2 separate regions of the Homo sapiens genome follow, and region 1 is linked to region 2. A link is a contact called in ENCODE Hi-C data. All regions are on one chromosome and are shown on one strand. Each heading gives the region's core, a stretch centred on a gene start or an enhancer-like site at or near the end of the contact. The rest is flanking DNA. Distances are from core to core; before and after follow the strand shown. Region 1 holds the start of ZNF639 (zinc finger protein 639). Region 2 holds the start of TBL1XR1 (TBL1X/Y related 1).

Region 1 (5,796 bases), core at 811-3,310, 2.1 Mb after region 2:
CATTCTGTACTAAAAACGTAACTATTTTCTAATCAGGAAGAAATTAAGTGGCCGGGCGCGGTGACTCGCGCCTGTAATCCCAGCACTTTAGGAGGCCAAGGCGGGCGGATCACTTGATGCCAGAAGCTCAAGACCAGCCTGGCCAATATGGTGAAATCTCAGCACCACTAAATATACAAAAATTAGCCAGGTGTGGCAGCTCGCGCCTGTAATCTCAGCTAATCTGAAGGGTGGGGCACGAGAATTGCTTGAATTTAGGAGGTGGAGATTGCAGTGAGCCGATATCCCATCTCTGTACTGGAGCCTGGGCGACAGAGTGAGACCGTGAGAAAGAAAAAAGAAAAAAAAGAAAAGGAAGGAAGGAAAGGAAGGAGAAATTAAGCTATTCTACAAGTGTGTGAAAAAGTTGGAAGAACGATGTTTTAATAGCCCTGAATCAAATTTATAATAGTATTTAACAAACTCTACAATTTAGCACTCTTGAGATTTTAGGGTTTTATCCCAGCTATCACCCTCCCTTGGAGCGGGAGATGAGGAAAAGAGGGACCCAAAAATGAAACTGAAAAACACTCCAGCTAATCAAGAACTTGAAATTGCTTGCAATTTGTGACTATGTTAAACAACATCTAAACAAAGTCAAGCTCCTCTAAGTGCAAACAATACGTGGGATGCTGGGGAGAGTGTGCGTTTACTTTCACTACAAAATGTTTTGGAGTAAAACTTCATTTTGAAATATAAAGATTTTGTTGGACACAAGGCTATGTGGTAAGGCAAAATGGTAAGATGGTGGCATGACACCCCCTTGTGGTTTCCACCGATTCCCGGTTCTGTGCTAGATACTAACTATTCTAGGATTTAAAAATGTCTCTACATTTCTTCGAACTTTAATTCGGGCCATACTAGCATTCGTGAGCATTTATTTGAGCTGAGTACGCACATAAAACTTAGGAGGTCATAAAAACTGAGCCTCACAAACAAGTAGTGTCTCTTTCAAATATAGCTTTATCTCCTGGGGGATGGTGAAGGGATCAGAGTAAAGTCTGTGATTATTACTTTCCAGCGATTGATTGGTTGATTGGCATGTGGTTGTCAGAAAAAGCAGTGGACGTGAACAAAGAGACATCATTGCAGCCCTAACTATCCGAGTGACCTTGGGTACCTGATAATCCACATGGCTCTCAGTCATCCTCTTAACCGTTTGAACCTCAGGGGTTTAGGCTACCAAAATGAATTAAGACCCAGTCTTTAGCTTCTCACACATTTACTTTTCCATTTTGTAAAATGTGACTAAAAACCTCAACTCATTGTCAAAAGGACTGAATTAAACATATCACCACACTTGCACAGAGATCATTTATGGAACCATGTTCACAAATTTATTTATGCTCGTGTAATTTAATCATTTCTACAGCTGCTCAAAGAAAGTCAAAGTCGAGAAAGGACTTAAATCGTCGAGTCCAGTCCCCCTTAACTCCTCATTCATTCCACTATTTCTCGAGCCAAGGAATCGGGTGAAACTCAACAACGACTCGCAGTCTTCAGGTTTCACCCTCTTGCCCTGAGGGCAGCATCCTAGCCCTAGGTGGTTCTCTGGTGTGGCCTCAGTAAAACCGTGACGAGGTCCTCGGCCTCTCTGTCCCCAACAGGCGGCTGGCACACTTCGGGGTCTGAGATGCCATCTGCCTTGCCTAACCTGGGCAAGACCACTCGCGTCCTTTCCCTTGAGGAGCAGCGTGGGAAAGGTGCCGCTGCGCGCCACGTTTCTCCCAGTTCCCCAGGGCTTGAAGGGGCGGTGGAGGCGGGCGGGATAAATTCGCTGGCCGCCTGGCGTGGAGTAATCCTAGAGGGTGGGATCGCCCTCGGGGCTCGGGAGGGGCTCTTCCCCGCCCAGAAGGAGACTGCGGCGGCGCAAGGCCTCCGGCAGGGGGCGCGGGCCGCTGGGCCTCCCCCGGGGCTGCGGGCCGGTGGTCCCTCCCAGGCCGCGTGTGCGGTGCGTTCGCGCAGCCCGCTCCCTGCCCCCACCTCACCTCGTCACCTCCCCGCCCTCTCGGCGGGCCCCTGAGGTGCGCGGCGCAGGCGCGGAGCGTGGCGGCCAGGGCAGTGCGGCCGCGGAGCCTAGGCCAGGGGCCTGGCGCTCAGGGCGTGGGGCGCGCGGGGAGGGAGAGGGGTCGGCCCAGCACAGCGTCCGGGAGCGCTAGGGCCGGAGCAGCGCTGCCCGCCGCCGTGCGTCCGCGGGAAGGACCGCGCGGCCCCTCCGCCTGCGCTCTCGGCCGCCGCCGCCTCTGCGTGGGCCGGCCGGGAGGGCCTCGGGGGACTGACTGGTGAGTGTGAGGGAGGAGCGGGTGGGTCGGGCGCTGGACTGCTCCAGGGGACGCGGGCGTGCGGGCGCATCTTCTAACGGGAGAGGGCGGGAGAGACCGGAGCTCCCTTTATACGGAAACTCTGCCTTCGTTATATGGCGGGATGGCGTTCCCCTCCCCCATCCCGAAGGCAGTTCCACCCCCTGCGCAGGACGCCTTGGCCGGGCTCCCCTCGGCCCCCTGCTGCCGTTGTCTTTACGGAACCTTTGGTGTCGGGGCTTGGAAGTCTCCTTGGCGCCGGCTTCTGGGCCCGGGCGAAGCTGGTGCGTGGCGCCGGGGTGGAGGCGGCTAAGTCCCAGGGACTTCTGCCCTGCGCCTCCGACGGGCATTTGTCTGGCTGCGTCCGGGCTCGGGACGATCCTGGGTCCTCGCTGGCGCTGCGGCCCTGCCCGGCGGCTTCGTGACCTCCGGCGGCGAATCCCCGGGCTCGCGCAACGAGTTGTAGCCGCGGAGAGCAGGCGTCGATGCTGGCGCCCAAAGCCTCCAGCCTGAGAGTCGCCTCACTCGTGTGACGGTGCTTAGAAACCCCCTTTTTTGGTTTTGTCTTTAAGTACTGTCTAGGGAAACGAATCATTTGAAGCAGTTTATGCCTTTTTTGTTTTTTTCGAAGAGAAAGATTTATGCCGGACTGAAAAATAGCGAATCAAGTATTTAGTGACCGTGTGATATTGCAGTAAAGACTGCCTCCACGTTGGACATGTAGTGGATTCTAGTTCAGGCTCTCCTGCAACATGTTTTTGTTTCAATTCTTTTACAATTTAAAGCATATGCTTATTTTAATGAGAACGAAAAAGAAAGCTTAACTCTTTTTAAACTCGTTAAAAATGGAGTTATTTACTGTAAAGACGTCTTACAGCAATTAGGAAGAATATACATTGCATGAAAGGCCTTTTGAAACGTTTATCTATTTGATGATTGCTGACTGCCTGTTGTATGTATTCTATTTTGTGCATAGACTTTCTTGTTGGTTGAAAAAAATGACAGGTGGAAAGATGTTGGTTTCTAGGTGATATAAAAAATTTTTAAACATTTTTCTGATTTTTCTGCAGTGACACGTGTTACATATGTCGTTTGTATTTCAGAGGGAGGGGGGACTGTGATAGGTTGCTTGTGATTCAGAATCTTCCTGCTAAGAAGACTAGTGAGCAAATGTTTATGACATCCTTGAGTAGAAAGCTAAGTTTTTTCAAGGCTGTTATGCACACAAAAGGCACATAAAAATGATTGCTAAAATGAAGGATGGTTAGCATTTTTGGTCTTGAGTAGGCATCACCATTGTGCTGAAAGGAAGTCCGATAGACATTTGGTTATCGTTCGGCCCTAAGTAGGAGTCAGACCCTTCCTGATCCGTGTGCCTCCTCCTCTCACCTAACAGCCTGAATCCAGGCCAGCTTGCAACGTTGATTTTAATACCACGCTTGGTTTCCTTTTCTTACTTTTATTCTTCAAGTTGCAAAGAACTTGAGATGCATTCTGAAATAACAAGAGACTACTTAACATGTTCGGCTGAGTGTTTTCAGTGTTCTCCCTGATACTTTTAGAGTATTTAGAACATGAAGTGTGAAGCTTTGGGCTATATGAATCGTAATAGCTCTTCTCTTTTTGATTTTTGAATGCAGTGAATTGAGATGGTTACTCAAGGAATGATTGTTTACATTGTTAGGTGAGGCGTTTGATTTTATTCTTTTTTCTTTCTTTCTTTCTTTTTTAGACAGAGTTTCACTCCTGTTACCCAGGCTGGAGGACAATGATGTGATCTCGGGTCACCACAACCTCCGCCTCCCGGATTCAAGCGATTCTCATGCCTCAGCCTCCCGAGTAGCTCAGATTACAGGCATGTGCCACCACGCCCGGCTAATTTTGTATTTTCAGTCGAGACGGGGTTTCCCCATGTTGGTCAGGCTAGTCTTGAATTCCCGACCTCAGGTGATCTGTTCGCCTCGGCCTCCCAAAGTGCTGGGATTACAGGCGTGAACCACTGCACCCGGCGAGGTGAGGTATTTTATATATTGGTATCATTTCTGTACATTTCATGGTTGTCTGTTTCTTTAGGCTATTCTGTTCCCCTTCTCCCAACTGGTAGCTAAGAACTGGAAGCAAGATGTGCATGCATTTTCATCTCTGGTTCTCCCACTTATTAGTTGACTTAACTTTCACTAAGGCTGTTTCCACATCAGTAAAAATGTAAATGGGTTTGATAGTAACTCCTCCATGTACCGCACAGGACCATTTTGAAGATGAAATAGAATAAGGGTTAGGAAAATGCTTAATAAACTGAAAAGGCCGGGCGCGGTGGCTCACGCCTGTAATCCCAGCACCTTGGGAGGCCGAGGCGGGCAGATCACGAGGTCAGGAGATCGAGAACATCCTGGCTAACACGGTGAAACCCCGTCTGTACTAAAAATACAAAAAATTAGCCGGGCGCCTGTTGTCCCAGCTACTTGGGAGGCTGAGGCAGGAGAATGGCATGAACCCGGGAGGCGGAGCTTGCAGTGAGCCAAGATAGCGCCACTGCACTCCAGCCTGGGCGAAAGAGCGAGACTCTGTCCGAAAAAAAAGTAAAAATAAAATAAACTGAAAAAGCACTATCTCATTCCCTGCTGTATTATATCACTTCAGTGCTGATATACCCAGAACTTAGTGAAGCAGCAAAAATAGTATGTGCACCTCAGCTAGAACACCTGTCATGTGTATCACCTTGGTGTTAAGAGCATTATAGGCCGGGCGCGGTGCCTCGTGCCTGTAATCCCAGCACTTTGGGAGGCTGAGGTGGGCGGATCACTTGAGGTCAGGAGTTCAAGACCAGCCTGGCTAACATAGTAAACCCCCGTCTCTACTAAAAATACAAAAATTAGCTGGGTGTGCTGGCGGGTACCTGTAATCCCAGCCTCCTGCTGGCGGGCGCCCGTAATCCCGGCCACTCAGGAGGCTGAAGCAGGAGAATCGCTTGAGCTGGGGAGGCAGAGGTTGCAATGAGCCAAGATCGTGCCACTGCACTCCAGCCTGGGTGACAGAGCAAGACTCCGTTTCAAATAAATAAATAGATTAATAAATAAAGTTGGGTAAACCTTTATTCAAATCCCAACCCCAGCATTTACTGAGTATCTAGCTTTGACTTTACTGTGCCTCAGTTTCCTCAATAACAGGAACTATAATTTTGAGAGGGTGATGTGAATTTTGCATCTCATACGATTACATAGGATTAAATGAGATAAAGTATGTTCACAGCCTGGTACATAATTGGTGGTCAGTAAATTATTATTATCACTTTTACTTTTTTCTTTTTTTGTTTTGTTTTGATTTTTTGTTTTTGAGAGAGAGTCTTGCTCTGTTGCCCAGGCTGGAGTGCAGTGGCACGATGTCAGCTCACTGTAGCCCTCCGCCTCCCAGGTTCAAGCCATTCTCCTGCCTCAGCCTCTTGAGTAACTGGGATTGC
Region 2 (6,089 bases), core at 2,281-4,780:
CCTAGGGTATAAACAGCATAGAAAGCACCTCACACCTCCTAGAGCATAGCCCGGAGCACCTAGTCCCTCTCCTCTGGCTCTATGGTTACAGGGCAATTAATTGCACTCTTACCGAATCCAATCCCAGAGGGGTAAACAGCCAAATCTCTCCAGCATCAGCGCTCTCAGAGTCTTTTCTTTTTAACTTCAAGTTTCTATTGGTGGCAGAGCAGGAGATACCACCTTCGTGGTACCTAAACTGAACGATACTCAACAATTCTTTACTACACAGCTCTAGGGTCCTAGCCCTCCTCTACTACCAGAATGTCTGAGCATAAAGTATAAATGTCTCGTGTTAGCTGCTTTCCTTTTTTGCATTTCAGTGACTTATACTGTAAATGTTATTTGTGAAATGAGTCCAATTCACATGCACTAGAAAAATACAAGTTCTAGTGAATACCAATGTTTCTGCCATGCCTCTCCCCTGACTTCCTACCATTCACATTCTTCTTTATTCTTTTTATATAAATGACACCAAAAATTGAACAAACCCAACAAATTATTTCAACCAACTTCATCAAAATGTGTCAAGTCAGGAATTCTTTATAATAGTACTGCTACAAGTTGTACTAGGGAGATTCCTTTGTCAGCTACTCGTCTGACAAGGTTGTATATATACTGCACTGATAGATTTAATCAACAAGTTGATGTTCAAAAGGTCTATTAATACATTTCCTTTTATCAGTACCCCTTATATTTATATTACCTTCTGTTAGCTTGAAAGGCTCCTAGAACACAGGAAGCAGTTACCTCTAATTCTTTCGGGAGACTGGTGTCATGGTAATCATGCAAAACCTTTAATTAGGTGTCGAGAATACAAATATCAAAAAGATTCTTAGACATACGTATTAAAATGCTTAACACTTCTTTGAAGCAACCAATGCAAAAATATCATCTCTGCAAGGGGTCACTCCATTTACCACCAGTGTCTCCCACATTAATACCCAAAGCTGGTATACGTTAAAAGAAAAATGTCATAAACTGACGGTGAGCTTTGCAACAATTTTTATGCCATTAACATGTCACTTTATTAAGTTCCTTAGCAATAAGAAAAACTTTTCCCAGGCACGTAGTTTTCGTCCCCCATACAGTTTAGTATTTTGTCCTGTAGGTCGGATTCCAACAACTCAAACGTCAAAAAAAATAGTAGTTATTTATGAATTTAATGATTGCGATTACATACATCTCAGTGCAGGATAGGGTTGAAAAAAAAAATCATATTCCAAACAAGAAAACCTGGATTTAAGAGCAAGAAGCCTAATCACACATCACACGCCTAACTGCTCTCAGGCATACTTTCTTCCTGCAGCCCCTCCCCCACAGGTAAATGCTAACTATTTCTAGAACTCTCAACTATTTGGGAAGCTTGCCATCAACTCCCATGATACCACCCAACCCACACCATGTTTTCGGGGAGACAAAGGTGCCCTACTTCCCCAGACTATAAACTATTAAAATGGTGAGAACATACAATCCCAGGAAGTCGGCATTACTAAAATACATCAATGTAGCATGGGTCTTATTTTAACAAAAATGAAAATGAATCACACTGGAAAACCCAAACAGTCACTCATTGTATCTTCAACGTGTAATCGAAATTATTTATTCCAAGTTATTTCAGGTAAGTAGATGAACACACCACGAGGGCCTTATTATCCAAACTGGTGAAGAAGCCTTTAGGAAAAACGGAGGGGGAAGATCACTTAATTATATGAGGTGGGGGGTAGAGCAACCATTCAGTCTTAAAATTCAAACTAAAAATAACCTGGCATTTTCACCCCCCACATTTTATTAACAAGCTTGTTTAGATCAGCATACGGTTCCTGTTTGGAAAACAAGAAAGTGAATAGTAAACTTTCCTAAGTCAACTGTAAATCACATAGGTACTAAAACTCTTCACCCCTGGTGCCTGCACAGTCCAAGATTTCAAGTAAACTCCAGACACTGAGAACACCTAATTTTTAACTAGTTTCCAACATTTCTCATTTGTAATCACCAAATTATCTTAGAGACACTTAGATAACCTAACAAAGAGAGCATTTTTTAAAAGCCACAACCCAAATTTTACATGAAATACACCATTTTCACAACCTAAATTTAATCCCGGTTGCCACTGCGAAGTGATGCCTGTTTCAGCAAATTAAGAACTTCCAAAAATACTGAACACGTTAACACATGCATGGCTTCCCTCGAGCTGCCATTTAAGATTAATATTCCACTTAAATAAAAGTCTGCTTCTGTTCAAAAAATTAAATCGGTTGCAAAGAGGAAGTTACCGAGAAACCACCCTCACAACGTGGCCTTTACACTGTCAGAAAATAACGTGACTCTGTGCCACCCAAAACTTACCAGGAAGCTGGCAATAACTTTGCCAATTCTACACTCCTGAACCCAACTTCAAAGAGCCTCCACCAAATACCTCCTTAAGACGATAAAAAGCACTAAGTTACAAATAAACACGTCCCGGAGCAAGGCCCGGCTGCCGCGCGCCCCTCCCCCGGCCGGCGCCCCCGCCCCGGACGCGCGGCCCCAACAGCCGCCCGCAGCCCCCAGCACGCCGGCCGGGGTCGCCGCGCCCGGGCCGGGGACGCGCCCGGGGAGGGGAGATTTCCATTGCCGCCCGAGGTTTCACAAAATAGCATGCACCGAAAAGCTCCTTCTCCTCTGCTAAAAATAGGCTATAAAGGAGTCGGCCTCATGATGGCTCCTTGATTCAATTTGCTGCAAATCCTTTCCTGAAAGCCTCCCCCCCCAAACACACACGCACAAAAAGGGGGTGTAAATGCACGAAGGGAGGAAGAGGGGGAGAAGGCCGAGGTGCACATTTTCGGGGACAACATAATTAGGGTGAGGATCCCCCGAGACCGGGAAAGGGTAGGGGGGTGGGCAGGCACGTGAGCATTTCAAAGAAACCTGAGAGAGGAAAACGGGGGGATGGGGGCGCCCCAAGTGCCCTCCCTGCCTTCCCTTCCCCCACGCAAGCCCAGTTCCCCCAAGGGCCAAGTTGAAAAATGCATGTTCCACTCGCGCCCATCCCCCCGCGGCCCAGCGCCCCCGGCCGCCTCTGGCCCGCGCCCCCCGCCCAGGCCCCCGGCCGCCCCCACTCCAGGGTCCGGCCCCCAGCGCTTACCTGGAAACGGTGGCCTCCAACGCCGCTCCCCCCTCCCGGGAATGGAGGCACAAGGAAATTCCCCTCCTCGCCGCCGCCGCCACCGCCTCCAACCACCCCCAAAATAACCCCTCCGGGGGGTGAGAGGCAATTATAACCCCAGCGAGCGGAGGGCGCGGGGGATGGGCGCCGGGCGGGCGGGGGCGGGGAGCGCGGCGCGGGTCCCCAGGTGGCGAGCGGAGGTGCTCCCGCCGCGGGGGGAGGGGCGGGGGCGCACGCGGCCGGCGGCGGGGGGAGGCGGCGCGCGGGGGAAGGGCGCGAGCGGGGAGAGGAATTGAGGCAGAAGGTAAAAGCTGTTACTAAGGGAAAGAGCCAAACGGTTCGGAGCAGCCAACGGCTCAGACACTCAACACTGGGGAGAGAGGAATGGGGACCAGCCAGGCACAAATGAGCTCGCGAGGCCCGCGGCGGCGGCGGCGGCGGCGGCCGCGCAGCAAAACAAACCCGAGCGGCCTGCGCCGGGCGGGCGGGCGAGCGGGCGGGCGGGCGCGCGGGGGAGGGGCCGGCGGGGGAGGGGCGCCGCGGACGCCGGGAGGCGGCGGCGGCGCGGCGGGGGGGCTCCAGCGGCCGCGCTCCTCTCCTTCCCGGCCCGCTCTGGCGGCACTGGGGGCTGGGCTGTGCGGCGCATTCTTTTAAAAATCAGGCGAGCCCCGCGGGCACTCGAAGGCGCCTCGGGGCCCCGGGCCGCCCGCCCCGCCCCCACCGCCGCGGGCCGGCCTGGGTGTGCTCGGGTGTGGGCCGCTGGGCCCGAGACGGGTGGGGGCGGGGAGGCCCGCGCGGTGGCCGGGGTGGAGCCGCCGGCGAAGTTTCCCCAAGGACGCCGCGGGCTCCCGCGTGTCCGGGGGGCGGCCCGGCGGCGTTGGGGGCTGGGCGCACACGCGGCGGGCATGTGGGGGAGTGCGGCGCGGCATCATATGGACATTTGTTTGTGAAAATCTCTGTGAACACCTTTGTGTGCGTAAATACATATGGTTCTCCGAAGCGTACCTGGAAAGGTGCTTTATCTGTAATAAGCGACTTTCAAAATGTGATCCAGAGCACGGGATCTGGAGAGAAAACACGCACACAAGAAAAGGTTTTTGATACTAAACACAAAGCTGTAATTGAAGTATTTATGCCCAAATGTACTGTGAATCAAGCATATGGTGGTATTTATCATCTGGTGGGTCTGTTTGAAAGGTTTGCTCGATCAGTTCTTATTTCACAAAAATAAAATAATGTAACTAAATGTTTACTAAATATATACCTGCACAGTGGCATCCACAGTAGAAGTTTATCCACTTTGTGTACTTTTTGCATGTGTGAAGCACAGCAAGGCGGTTTATAAAGTATAACTTAGATGAGTGATAATGTGGCAGTATGGTTGAGGGAGGGTTGTTTTTAAAGAAGGGAGGCACCTCACAGGTTTTAAAGCAAATGGGGTGGTAATCTTTCTAAGACTTTCAGAAAGATGGGGTAGGGTGCTTTTTAGAGCTTTGTATAAGCTCAGGACTGGAGAAGCAGCCACCCTTTTACATTAAGATACGACTTGAAACCTTTTTGTTATTTCGCTTATTACTGCCTTCAAAGCAAAATAATGTTTGCAGCTTTCTTAAAGGTGAAGGGTTCTGTTTTCCTACTTTCATCAGAATATTTGAAAATAGATGTAGTGATCACTTTAAAGCAACCATCATTTCCTCTCAATATCAGAAACCTGAAGTTTTGCGACACACACACACACACACACACACACACACACACACACACACTACTCGTAACTTGCACCAGTCTGGACTCCTGGTGGCCTAATAAGTTCAGTAATTAGACAGGTGCTTTCTTGGCCAAGGTCAATGTCTCTTTCCCCCCTGAGCCCTTGCTTGGGGGAGCTGCCAGAGGCCTTTCCTGAATGACCTAGTGGGGCAGGGAGCAGGAAAACCATCAGAGGAAAGGGAGTGGGATTGGAAACTCCCTTCCAACCACCAGAGAGTTCAAAGCATATTAGTGGTGTGTCCTTAGAGCTATTTTCATGTATGAAAGTGGGAATGTTGGATTAAACAATGTCACCCGATGGGAATTTAGATAACTGCAGGTTTCCAAAACACTATGCAGAGTGTACAGGGAAACCGCACAAAGCAAGTTTTGCATTTCAATAGGATTCTAAAGCTGAGGCTTGTTTACCTCAGAACTAACACCTTTCAGAAGACTTTATTTCAGAATTGAAAAGAGTATATAGTATCTTCCTTTTTTTTTTTTTGAGTTGATAAATGACGTAGATATCACTAAACATACCCTGTCTTCAGTAAGTAAACTATCTCGGTGGAGCCACTCAATGAAACATATCTATTGGCTTAGATTATTTTTTAAGTTTCATATTGTGCCACCACGGGCGGGTCCTCTCCATACAGCAGTGACTGTAAAATCAAACCCCACTTTCAGTGAGTGAGGACTTCTCAACCATACCATTCTTAAAGCGTCATATTCAAAGCTGCCCACCCCACCCCTTCTCCTTCCCCTAAATGACTTCTATCCCTTATTCCACAAGGGAGGAGACACCCTCCTTCAGGTTCATAGGATCAGGTCTTCCAGCCTGAAGTTCTTATACCCTACACCAAGCTGCCTCCTAAAGTTGTTCAGTGTTAGTTGAGCCTCCTCACAATGATAATAATCCATGCATTTGTTTATATCCCTGTAGTTTACAAGACATTTCTGTGCGTAAATGACTGCATTTAAATATGAAGATCATCGAGGCTGGGGACTTACAAATCCGTTGCAGTAAAATGTACTTTACTCACCACTGTTGGATCATACTAATTGAAGAGAGAGGAGAGAGCAGGAGTACATTTTTTTTTTTTAGGTGGAGTTTCGCTCTTGTCGCCCAGGCTAGAGTGCAATGGCGGAATGT

What was found. Hi-C counts contacts between places; a loop is a spot of excess contacts on that map. Pooled maps may share reads with other maps.
Region 1: a loop to region 2 is called in a pooled map, with 8 times the contacts of the local background. The contact joins the promoter of ZNF639 here to the promoter of TBL1XR1 in region 2. A Hi-C loop is called at or near these places in 9 of 50 pooled maps.

What each region holds. Positions count from the first base shown.
Region 1 is chr3:179,320,971-179,326,766 of GRCh38, forward strand. It overlaps ZNF639 (zinc finger protein 639), which reads left to right and starts at 2,061. Exons shown (of 6, transcript NM_001303426.2): 1 at 2,061-2,321. RefSeq lists silencers at 1,791-2,230, 2,261-2,400 and enhancers at 2,971-3,020, 4,062-4,161.
Region 2 is chr3:177,193,952-177,200,040 of GRCh38, forward strand. It overlaps TBL1XR1 (TBL1X/Y related 1), which reads right to left and starts at 3,531. Exons shown (of 16, transcript NM_024665.7): 1 at 3,170-3,531. RefSeq lists enhancers at 1-339, 3,108-3,617, 3,618-4,125 and silencers at 2,573-2,622, 3,103-3,202, 3,313-3,502, 3,743-4,122.